Regions from separate parts of the Homo sapiens genome. Here region 2 is linked to region 1. A link is an interaction called in ENCODE POLR2A ChIA-PET data of the cell type or tissue named here. Cell type or tissue: PC-3. All regions are shown on one strand. Links, peaks and the distances in the headings refer to the core of each region. The heading gives the core; the rest is flanking DNA.

The links. Peaks named below come from ENCODE experiments on the same cell type or tissue, not always from the same donor. Only the 100,000 strongest peaks of a DNase experiment are listed, where the experiment ranks them.
Region 2: POLR2A ChIA-PET joins it to region 1 with 30 read pairs; 2 of 35 experiments call an interaction of 5 or more read pairs at or near these places.

What each region holds. Positions count from the first base shown.
Region 1 is chr2:112,955,775-112,961,152 of GRCh38, reverse strand. No RefSeq gene overlaps it. Among named protein-coding and RNA genes, the nearest start is that of IL36G, 20 kb to the left of the region's middle. RefSeq lists a silencer at 2,049-2,098. In PC-3, for the core only: CTCF peaks have their summits at 721 (motif pointing left), 1,904 and 2,112 (motif pointing right); a DNase peak (open chromatin) is centred at 2,142; H3K4me3 peaks cover 317 bases; H3K27ac peaks cover 751 bases.
Region 2 is chr2:112,648,530-112,653,907 of GRCh38, reverse strand. SLC20A1 (solute carrier family 20 member 1) reads right to left here. Exons shown (of 11, transcript NM_005415.5): 5 at 1,110-1,206. Among named protein-coding and RNA genes, the nearest start is that of SLC20A1, 5.3 kb to the right of the region's middle. In PC-3, for the core only: no CTCF peak of the experiment used is centred there; no DNase peak of the experiment used is centred there; H3K4me3 peaks cover 2,055 bases.

The sequences.
Region 1 (5,378 bases), core at 62-5,061:
GAGGGTGAGCCTAGAACATTAGTAGGTAAAGCAAGGAACAGAAAGAGGTAATTGCCCAAAGATAACTTTTCTTGTTTCAACCTTTTTTGGGATTATGGTAAAACCTGAGAGGGTGGAATCAAGATTTAGTCACACACTAGCTGTGAAACTTTGGAGACAGATGTCACTTAGCCCCTCTGAGGCCTTGTCTTAATTTAGATTCTAGGCATAGTCCACACAAGGACCTTGCTGCCATTTTCCATATGCTACAAGGTTGCATCTGACCCCTTGTGAGGGTCAGCTGGATCCAAGTTTGTTGGAGAACCTGATACTGGATTCAGGTTCTCAGCACAGGGTAGGGCCTGAGGCTGGTTTTTTCCCCAGCAACAGCTGCCGGTGAGGAAGTAGAACCTTCTTTCCAGTTGCCCTATGGAAGTTCTGAGTGCCTTCTGGGGAGGAGTCAGGGCCCCTGCTCACCTGACAGCTTGCTTTTCTCAGCCTTCTTTGCATCTGTGTAGATGGGAGGGAAACAGTTACAGGACTGACCAGCTACAGACAAGGCCTCCTGCCTCTGGGACTCAGTTGGGAAGAGATTGGGACAGGAAAGCCCTGGGGCCAAGTCCCCCAGGATGCTATTCTCCTCTCTAAAAACCAGCACATCTCTCCCCACAGAGCCCAGTGCTTGGTGACTGTCCCCAGATCTCAAGGATTCCAGGTCAATTTGAGAATTGCCCCACCTACTGGGAATACAGCCATTAGCATCATCCATAGTCTCTAAACAGCTGTGCTTAGAACTGTGTTCTCAAACTTCTAAGACTCCATGCCCTTTGAGAAAATAATCAACAAATACTTTTGAACACCTGCCATGTGCCAAGTACTGTTCTAGGTGCTAGAAATACACTACAAAAAGAAACGTTCCTTCCAGAGATTACATGGGTATTGATGAAGTAAACAAAAAATAGTAAAATTAGAACTATAAAGTAACTAATCTATTTTATTTGAACGTAACAAGTGCTTTGAGAAGAAAGCAGTGGAGAGGGATAAGAAGGCTAGGGGTGGGGGTGCATACCCTCAAATCTTGAAGAGGTGGTGTGGGAAGGCCTCCCTAGAAGGTGATATTTAAGCAAAGACTAAAAGGAAAAGAGGGAGAAAAATCATGTGAACAGTGAGAGAAGTGCATTTTGGGCAAAGAAAAGAGCAAATGCAAAGGCCCTGAAGCAGCAGCTCGCCTGGTGTGGACAACATGCAAAGTACCCACTGCCCACACCCTCTTCAAGGAAGAGCTCCCTGCCTAGTCACTGGAGCGGTGACTTAAACCAGGAGGGTGTCTAATTTACCTCAGATAGTCTCACAACGGCAGGTCCTACTAAAGGCAAAAAAAAAAAAAAAAAAAGAAAAAAGAAAATTCAAACTGACCTGGCGGTTTAACATTAAAATGCTTGCAGGGAGCGAATGTTCCAAGAAATAGGGTCAGCTGCCAATGGCTCACTAGCACCCAAGCACTCAGCTCACAGCCCACCTGCACGCAAGCATCTTGTCTGCAAGCATTCAGCCTAAGCAGCCCTACGTCATACGTAGCCCTTGCCTCTTTGCAGACAGCCTTCCCTCTGCTGTATTGCCCATTGCTCCCTTGCAACGTATCTCTCCTTTTCTCTAAATAAATCTGCCTTTCTAAATTCAATATTGTCTTGATTGATTCCTTTATCACCACGCGCTGGCCTCACACAGCCATTAACCACGACAAGTTGCATCCCCAGAGATATTTAACCCGAGGAAAAATCGGCCACAAGGTAGCGCCACATTACAGAGAGGGAACAGATGGATTTATCTTGCACGTGGTCCCCAGAATTGCTCAGAGGCTAGCTGCAGATGCTCACCAGGTCATTTTATTAGCCTTCTAATAACACAGTTCTACATTTTATACTAACGAAGTTTGGGGCCCAATTTATTGCCTAATTTGGGATTTTAAATGTTAAACCACTGAGACTAGAAAAGATCCCTAAGGAGGCAGATATTGCTAAAGGAAAGAGAAGGGCCTTCAGCACATGCTAATATTTGAGCAGGGTTTCTTGATCTTGGCACCATGGATATTTTGAGCTGAATAATTCTGTGTTATGGGGACTGTCCTGGGCATTAACAGCATCTCTAGCCTCTCCCCACTAGATGGCAGTAGCAACACCCTCAAACACAACCATAGACCTCTCCAGATATTGCCAAATGTCCCCTGGGGAGCAAAATCACCCCGTAGTGGAGAAGCAATCATTCAGGGGACAGAGGACGCAGCAAAATCAGAAAGGAGACCAAAGACAGCGGCTAGAGGGGAGGAAACCAGGAGAGTGCGTATAGTGGAGCCAATGGCGGAAAGGTCCCAAGGAAGAGTGACCAATTGCATCCAACAGTGAGTGCCTAAAGGTAGGATGGCTGTATATCTGCTTTCCTAAGACGGCCCCAATTTATGCCTCTTGTCCAGGTACAACCATTTCTTAGGAGTGTTGCCGTTTGGATCATTTATGTGCTCACATGACTCAAAAGTCAAATAAGAGGAGAGCAGAGACAGCAGTGGGTTTGGCCACGTGCAGGCTGGTGATGACCTCAGCAAGGGAAGTTTAGGTGCAGTGGCGGAGACTACAGCCACTTTGGTAAGTGTACTTTGGGGGCAAGTTTAAAATAGAACAGGAGAAATTACAGAAAGGGGGGTCTCTATAACACTTCCTATGGGTTTTGCTATAATTAAGGATAGAGCAACGTGAGAAAGAGATGGAGAGGGTGGTGGAGATGGGAGGAACAGCTGCATGCTTTGTGCCAGTATAACTGGTCTGCTGAAGAGGAACCATGATGTTGCCGGAGCATGAGAGGACTTGCTAGAGGCACGTCCTGAGCAGGTGAGAGGGTACGATACGAGTGCATAAGTAAAAAGGACTTGGATGGAGTATAGTCAGCCCACCCCAAGTGACAGCAGGAAAGGCCTAGATTGGGGGGTGCCATGCTGGCAGATGGGCAGAGTGGTGGCAGTGGGTGGGATTTGTTTATGTTTGCCTCTGTGTTTCAAGTGAAATAGGAAACAAAGTCATCAGTTGAAAGTGACGTGGAGGTGTTGGAGGTTTGCAGAGAGAGAAGAATGTGTGAGATACTCACCTAGGAACCCAGGAGACTGAAGGAACTAAGGAAAACATATAATGTGTTGCCAGGCAGCACTGAGGCATATGCAAGGCTGGAGGTTGGAAACGTATATTGACATACAGGGCCCTGTGCATGTGTGGATTTTTCCAACCTCCATCAGCCATGCGTGTGCGGGTGCTGGCACAGAGCAGGGGTAAGGCTGGACTCAACCAGGGCTGTGGTTTTGCCACATAAGGGTGATGAAGTAAAAGGGGCAGAAGTATTGACAGTGGCTGCAAGGGAGTGATTCCAACAGGCCTTGGAATTTCATCTGGGTAATAAAGGAATGAGAACCCTAGTGGGGCGAAGAATGGTGAAAAGGTAGATGACTTAATGGATTGCATGGATCAAAGGATTTTTTGACTCAGGGGATAAGAATGAAGAAGTTGGAATGTGAGGTCACAGATTAGGATATTAGAAACTAGAATTAAGGAGGGGCTGGAGTTACTGGTAATGATCTGGCAGTAAGTGGCTAAGCTGGGGGATCATCACAAGGTTATTGGAGGGAAGAAAATTAAAGACCTGAGAGGCCGCCCTGTTAAAAAGAATGTCTATGTGTGTATTGAACCATCAAGGATTGGGACAGGGTTCTGTTGCAGCAAAGTGACAGTCACCATCCAAGAAATGAAGGGGAGGGACAGGAAGATGGTGAATGACTGCCATTAAGAGGACACACTAGAGGGCGGCGGGAGTTGGAGCTACAGCAGTGAATTGGAGGAGGAAGAATGATCTGGAAGCATCGAGGAGGACCTTACTCCATCCCTGGGCCCTGTGACATAAGGGTTAAGGGAGGAAAAAAGACAGCCACCCCTGGAAAGGACTGAGATAAAGCAGTATTCTCAGGCAGAGCCAGGTTTCAGTAAGAGCAGGAGGGTGAAGGGAAGGGTTAAAGAGGTGCAGAAACATGCTGAGGATGAACCAAGCATTCCAGAGACACCCTGAAAGAGCCCCTGGAGGTGGAGAGGAGTGGATGGAATTGGAGCAGAAGATGCAAAAAGCCATATCAAAATTACAGTGCAAGAGATGACGATGGCCTGGGTGATTGATGCAAACAAGGATAAAGAAAATAATCAATTTTGTCCCCATTTTCAAAGACAGATAGCAGCAGCAAGAGTGTAAGTCTGAGGAAAGTCATATTCCTTCCTCCTACAACATAGCACACACACTTACAAAAACAATACACAGACTCCTGGCCAATGGACTTCAAAACTGAGGAGGATCATTAAATTTAAATGTTCACCGCTGCATGAAATCTCCCTGGGTCCTGCCCTCCCTTCCCCACCCTCCTCCACTTGGGCCGGGGCACAGCAGTGATTCTCTCACCTCTCAGAGTGAGCCAGTGTTGGCTGCATTGAAGGCTCCAGATATGCAAACAGGGCAGATATTCCTGGACCAGGGTGCACAGAGTGAGGCTCCAACGCACCCTATTAACTGCATGAAGGATGAATGAGCCTCTGGTATGGGCTGGGACAGAGAAGAGGATTCAAGGGGCCCAGGAGGGTTTGGGTGGAACCTACCAGGAGCGGCAGTACAGACTCCTTGGGAAGGTGGCCAGGATTTAGCCACATTCACCAATAGGATAATCTGGAGAATTTCCTAGCTTGAGTTTCTGGGAGAAAGCAGATTTCTGGATTATCTGGTGACAGGTAACAGGGCCGAGTTCATCCACAGCCACCTGCAGTGTTAGCACCTTAAGCTGAGTTCCTTGCACCAGGATGCTGTCACGCCCAGTCAGTGTGAGACGGTTCTTGGCTGAAGGACTGAAAAGCTTGGGTAAGTGACTTCACCTAAGCCTCTATCTCTTGCTCCCGTAAGTCAGGGCTCATTGTGGCTCCTTGCAGGCTTGACTTCAGGGTTAACAGAGAAAATGAAGGTACAAGTGCCTTGTGAACTCTGAAACTCCAAACCAGTCATTCTCAAAGTGCCGTCCACCAGTCTAGCACATCAGCATCACTGGAAGCTTGTTTGAAATGTAAATTATCAGGTCCTCCAGAGCTATGTATGAATTAGAAACTCTGGGAATGGGGCCCTGCAATCTATTTCAACAGGTCCTCCAGGTGATTCTGATGCAAGTTAAAGCCTGAGAAACTCTGTCCTATACAAATGGATGTCAACTCAAGCTGCTCTTCAGAATCACCTATAGCACTTGTTCACCCGAATCCCTGAGAATGGAGCTTCAGGACTGCTATTTCTCAAAGTTTGCCTGGTGATCCTGAGATGGGGTTTGGGGGACAGAGATC
Region 2 (5,378 bases), core at 183-5,182, 310 kb after region 1:
AGCAGGAGAATTGCTTGAACCCGGGAGGTAGAGGTTGTGGTGAGCCAAGATCATGCCATTGCACTCCAGCCTGGGCAACAAGAGCAAAACTGTCTCAAAAAAATAAATAAATAATAAAAATATTTAGCTAACTCTACTTTGGGTCAGCAACTTACTACTTCAGTGAGGTTTAAGAGCAAGTCACAACCCATTACTCAAAACTGAAATCATTTCAGTGGGCCACAACAAATGTTAAGAAAAAAAAAAAGAGAGAATTTGAAAATATGGGTGCATAGCACATAGTAAGCATTAAGTGGCTTCATGACACTATTCCAGTTATCTTTCTCTCTACATACATACATGTGTGTCCTGTATTTCATCCAGTGGGTCACAGTATAAAGAATAAAAGTCACTGCCTATGTAGTCACAGACCATCAGGCCAAATGAGTCTAGATACCAAAACTGTACTGTCCTGCCAGTTACAAGTTACCAATCTTTTGTTGTTGCTAAATTAAACTTGTAGCGCCATAATTTAATCCATGCCTTGCCTTAGTCCCAAACATGAAAGTCATCAACATTTCAACCTTTATATTCTCACAAATTATTTTTCCTCTTAGCTGCATGAATTTCTTCTTCCAAGTGCACTTAGAGCAGGTGGTAAACATCCCAACTCTTCTCATTCAAGCAGATTCATGGAAGTTTAGTACTTAGAAACAATAGTATCTCCATTTGGGAGAGAAAAATGAGAATATCCAGCAAACCAGTCCTAAATGACTGATTACTGAAGATCAGATATAACTAATGACTTCAGTAGTTGAGGTCAGTATTAATTCCAGCATTTTTAGCATAGACAGGAGAAAGGGAAGGAGATGATCATATTATCAGTGGATCCTGTGAAGACTAAAGAGGAAAGGTCTGTAGTGATTTAGAATCTGAGCAGGTCTCTTTGGTTGAAAAACTATCTAGGTTAACTCAGCGTACACTAGCCTGCAGCCTTCTGAAATGGGCGCAGGCCAGCCACCTTCTAGGAGATTTCAGCCCTGTAAAGCAAAAAGGGGTAAATTGGGCATTTAATGCAAGTTTTGTAAACAACTTTAAATTCACATTTAAATATTTTGATAGGTACTTACACGGTGCTCCAGTATACATGATGGAAAAGAGGTTTATTCCAACTGTGCAGGCATAGAAAACTGGCAAAGCTCGCAAACCATTAGGAACTGGATCTGCCTGTAAAACATCATTAAGATCAATATCTTAAAAGGTATAAAGGTTAACCCATTTCCACAGAATCTTTTAACAGGGTAGGTTTGGGAATTATAGTGCCAATAACTCTCTCCAGAGTAGTTTCCAAGGACAACAGAGTTTTTCCTGCATTTGCATCTGGAATTCTTCCTACGAAGGCTAATTCCAACTTCTACCTGTTTTTTTTTCTTTTTTCTTTTAATAACAAGACTAACTGTACCAGTGACTGATAACATCCTGAATAAAGATTGCAATACCCACATTCTAAGGTACCCAAAAGCCCTAATATAAACTTCAGCACACACCTGAGGATAGGCTATACTCTACGTTTGTAAGAGATGTCAAGAAATAGACTATGTTAGGATGTTGCTTACCTGACTTCATATCTTCAAAGACTAAAAATACAACATGCAGACTATGCGTACGCCAACCATCTTATCTAAACATCTGACAAAGATGCCACAATTAATGCTTTACCGAAGTTCAATGATAATAACTGATTGTGCACAAGGTCATCCACTCACTCAAAAGACTGTGTGCCAAGTGCTATTCTGGGCACCGAAATATAGGAGGGAATAAGACCAAGTTCCTGTTCTAATAGAACTGACACTCACCTTCTAGTATGGAATAATGTAAAGTACTGACAAATGCTGTGAAGAGAAATAAAGAAGGGTAAGAGGAGAGTGATGGAAGGGGGGGCACCATTTGGGTGGGGAGGGTCAAGGAATAAGCATGACATAAATGTAGTAAGCTAGCAAGCTGTGTACATTAACTATGGGTACAGAAGGGGCAAACCACCTGATTATTTGGGCGCTGAATGTTCCAGACAGAGATATCAGCAAATGCAAAGGCCCTAAGGCAAAAACTTGAAATGTTTAAGGAACAGTAAGGCCAGTGACTAAAAATAAGAATTCTACCATACCTAGTATGTATTAATTCTATAGGAGAACACCCAAGTCAAACACCGAAAGAATGGGAGGAGGCTGGGCGCGGTGGCTCACACCTGTAATCCCAGCACTTTGGGAGGCCGAGGCAGGACAATCATGAGGTCAGGAGATCGAGACCATCCTGGGTAATACGGTGAAACCCTGTCTCTACTAAAAATACCAAAAAAATTAGCCCGGATGTGGTGGCAAGCATCTGTAGTCCCAGCTACTCTGGAGGCTGACTCAGGAGAATCACTTGAACCTGGGAGACAGAGGTTGCAGTCAGTGGAGACTGGGCCACCTCACTCCAGCCTGGGCAACAGAGTAAGACTCCATCTCAGAAAAAAAAAAAAATTGGGAGCAAAGATCTGAATACATATATGGGAAGGCTAAAAACTTTATAAAGACCTTAGCCTAAAAGGTTTAATGTTATCTTGATCACAATTCCAGTGGAAAATCTTGGGGAGGAAAAACAGAAAGTAAAACCCTACAGCTTCCAACAATAATCAATACACTGGAAAGTTAGTAGCTTAAGACCAGTGAAACAAGGGAAAGCTCAGACCCATGTGTAAAGTAAAGGTACCATTTCAAATTAGCAGAGATGAGCACTCATTGAAAACCACTCTAAAATTTAACTCTTATCTATAGTTTAATAGAGAATGTTAACAGATAGTGAAATAGCCAAAACAAAAACAATAGCATACAGAAATCAAGAACTGTTAAGCATCCTTGAATAACTAACTCAACGGTGGTCAAACTCTGAGGGCAGTCAACAAGATTAGGAAACTAAGGTGTGTATTTTTATTCTAAAGACTAGTCTTAAGAAAATGCAGGTCAGGTGTGGTGGTGGCTCATGTCTGTCTGTAATCCTAGCACTTTGGGAGGATGAGGCAGGGGATGGCTTGAGCCCAGAAGTTCAAGACCAACTTAAGCAACAGAGCAAGACTCCACCTCTATAAAATATAAAAAGTTAGCCAGATGTGGTGGCACACACCCATAGTCCCAGCTACTCTGGAGGCTGAGGCAGGAGGATCACTTGAGCCTGGGAGGTCAAGGCTGCAGTGAGCTACAATTAAGTCACCGTACTCCAGCCTGGGTGACAGGCGAGACTTCGCTTAAGAAAAAAAAAAAGCCAGGTGCAGTGGCTCAAGCCTGTAATCCCAGCACTTTGGGAGGCCAAGACGGACAGAGCACCTGAGGTCAGGAGTTCAAGACCAGCTTGACCAACGTGGTGAAACCCCGTCTCTACCAAAAATACAAAAATACTAGCCGGGTGTGGTGGCGCCTGTAATCCCAGCTACTCAGGAGGCTGAGGCAGGAGAATTGCTTGAGCCCGAGAGGCGGAGGTTGCAGTAAGCCCAGATCGTGCCACTGCATTCCAGCCTGGGCAACAGAGTGAGACTCCGTCTCAAAAAAAAAAAAAAAAGGCTCCAAAAAACCCAACCCAAGACTCCCACCCCCAAAAATTTCCTGGGTTTTAAAGACATTATGTGGGGACTTCTCAATAGATTTTCAAAGATATTTCGTAATATGATTATCCATAAATCAAATTGTAATTGACTAGTCTGAAGTAGCAGCCTGTGTATTTATTATCCTGTATAGCATAGCCCAATTAAGTATTCCCTGAGGTAAACAAATCTGAGGTATTCTCTACGCAAAGTTGTTGGGGATGGGGTAGGGTATGAATGACACTACTATACCAATAGTTTATTGTGAAATACAGGTTCATGGTTAAAAAAAAATCAAAAGTTCCAGAGAGTCTAGGAAGAAGGTAAAACAAGAAAGGTCTCATCATTGTAGAGATCCACCTAACACACAAGTAAAACTTCACCTGGAAATAATGTGAATGCCTCATCGTCTAGTCATGTGGGACAGGAAAGGTCTTCACAAAACCCCCCATCTTCACCAGAATAGTTCACTTTTACATATTGGATATTCTGGTTTTGTCTAAAGAAAAGGGAAGACATCCTAAATATATTTCTAACTAATGAGAATGCCAAAAGCCCTATTTTCTTTGACTAGAATTTAAAAATACTCAACAGGAGCACTGAAGCATATTCCTTCTGTGCGATGCCAGTCCTAAATAGAAGTACCTCACCTCCATTCTGTCTGTTCCCACCTATCCCCAACATGCTTGGAACAAACATTCAGAGAATAGAAAATGTTTAAAAGCAATTTTTTGAAATTAAAAAAAAAGGTCATGTTAATCTTAATTTTCAAGATAGACATTTAAGAGTTGGAATATATCTTAATGGTCAAATATTCAGATTTTAGCAGTTAAGATACCAAAAGCTTACCAGTCTAAGGATATTTTCTTGAAATTTAACTCCTAAAAGGAAGCAGAAATATTCATACTCAACTGAAAACTCCTGTTACTGAGGGATTGGCCTGCAAGAGTGTGTGTGTGCACGTGCACAGAGTGGGGGAAGATCCTCAAAGTCAATATTGTTTTAAACACTATGCCAATCATTCTTCATCATTTGATCATGCCCATTCCCATACCCATATAGGAAATATACAATTAAGAAATCAGTTACCGTATCTAACTTCAGCCCTCAATAACACCGTGGGGGTATGCATTCCTCAAATGAGAGGTTCTGGGCACCTGAGAATCCCTCTTTGCACCTCAGAGCACCACCATTCCCCTTCCGGGGAATAAGTGTTTTGTGGAGGTGAAACACACAAACCCTCTCCAAAAACAAAATGATCTGCTACTCAATAATCAACACAGGGCCAGCATAAACCTTTACCAAGCAGGAATTCACAACAGGAGATCCTACTAATGCTTCTGACTCTCTGCTAAGTAGCAAGATATACAGTTCTAATGAAAACTCTAAAAAAAACAAAAAAATCTGGTCCATGACTACTGGTGAGCCTCTAATTTAAGCATCCCAGTATCATACACTACAGTTGTAGGGAGTGGGAAGGTAGATGCTTATCGTACCTGTCTGCTGAATAAAACAGTACCAAACTTAGGAGTCCATAAATATCAATGAACTGTTTACTCTCATATTATACCAGGCTAAAGATATTTCAAGTTTTCAAAGTGTTAAACTGCTATATTCTGCCAGATTCTGGCTATGGAAAACAGTGATTAGTGAATCACTTTACTAGTCATAGAATTTCTACAGAGAAGAGACAAATCTTTCCCTAGAGAAGCTTACAACTAGACCAGACAAGTGGGTCTGAATACATTCTTACCTGCTGGGATTTATGCTATCTCCCTCAGAT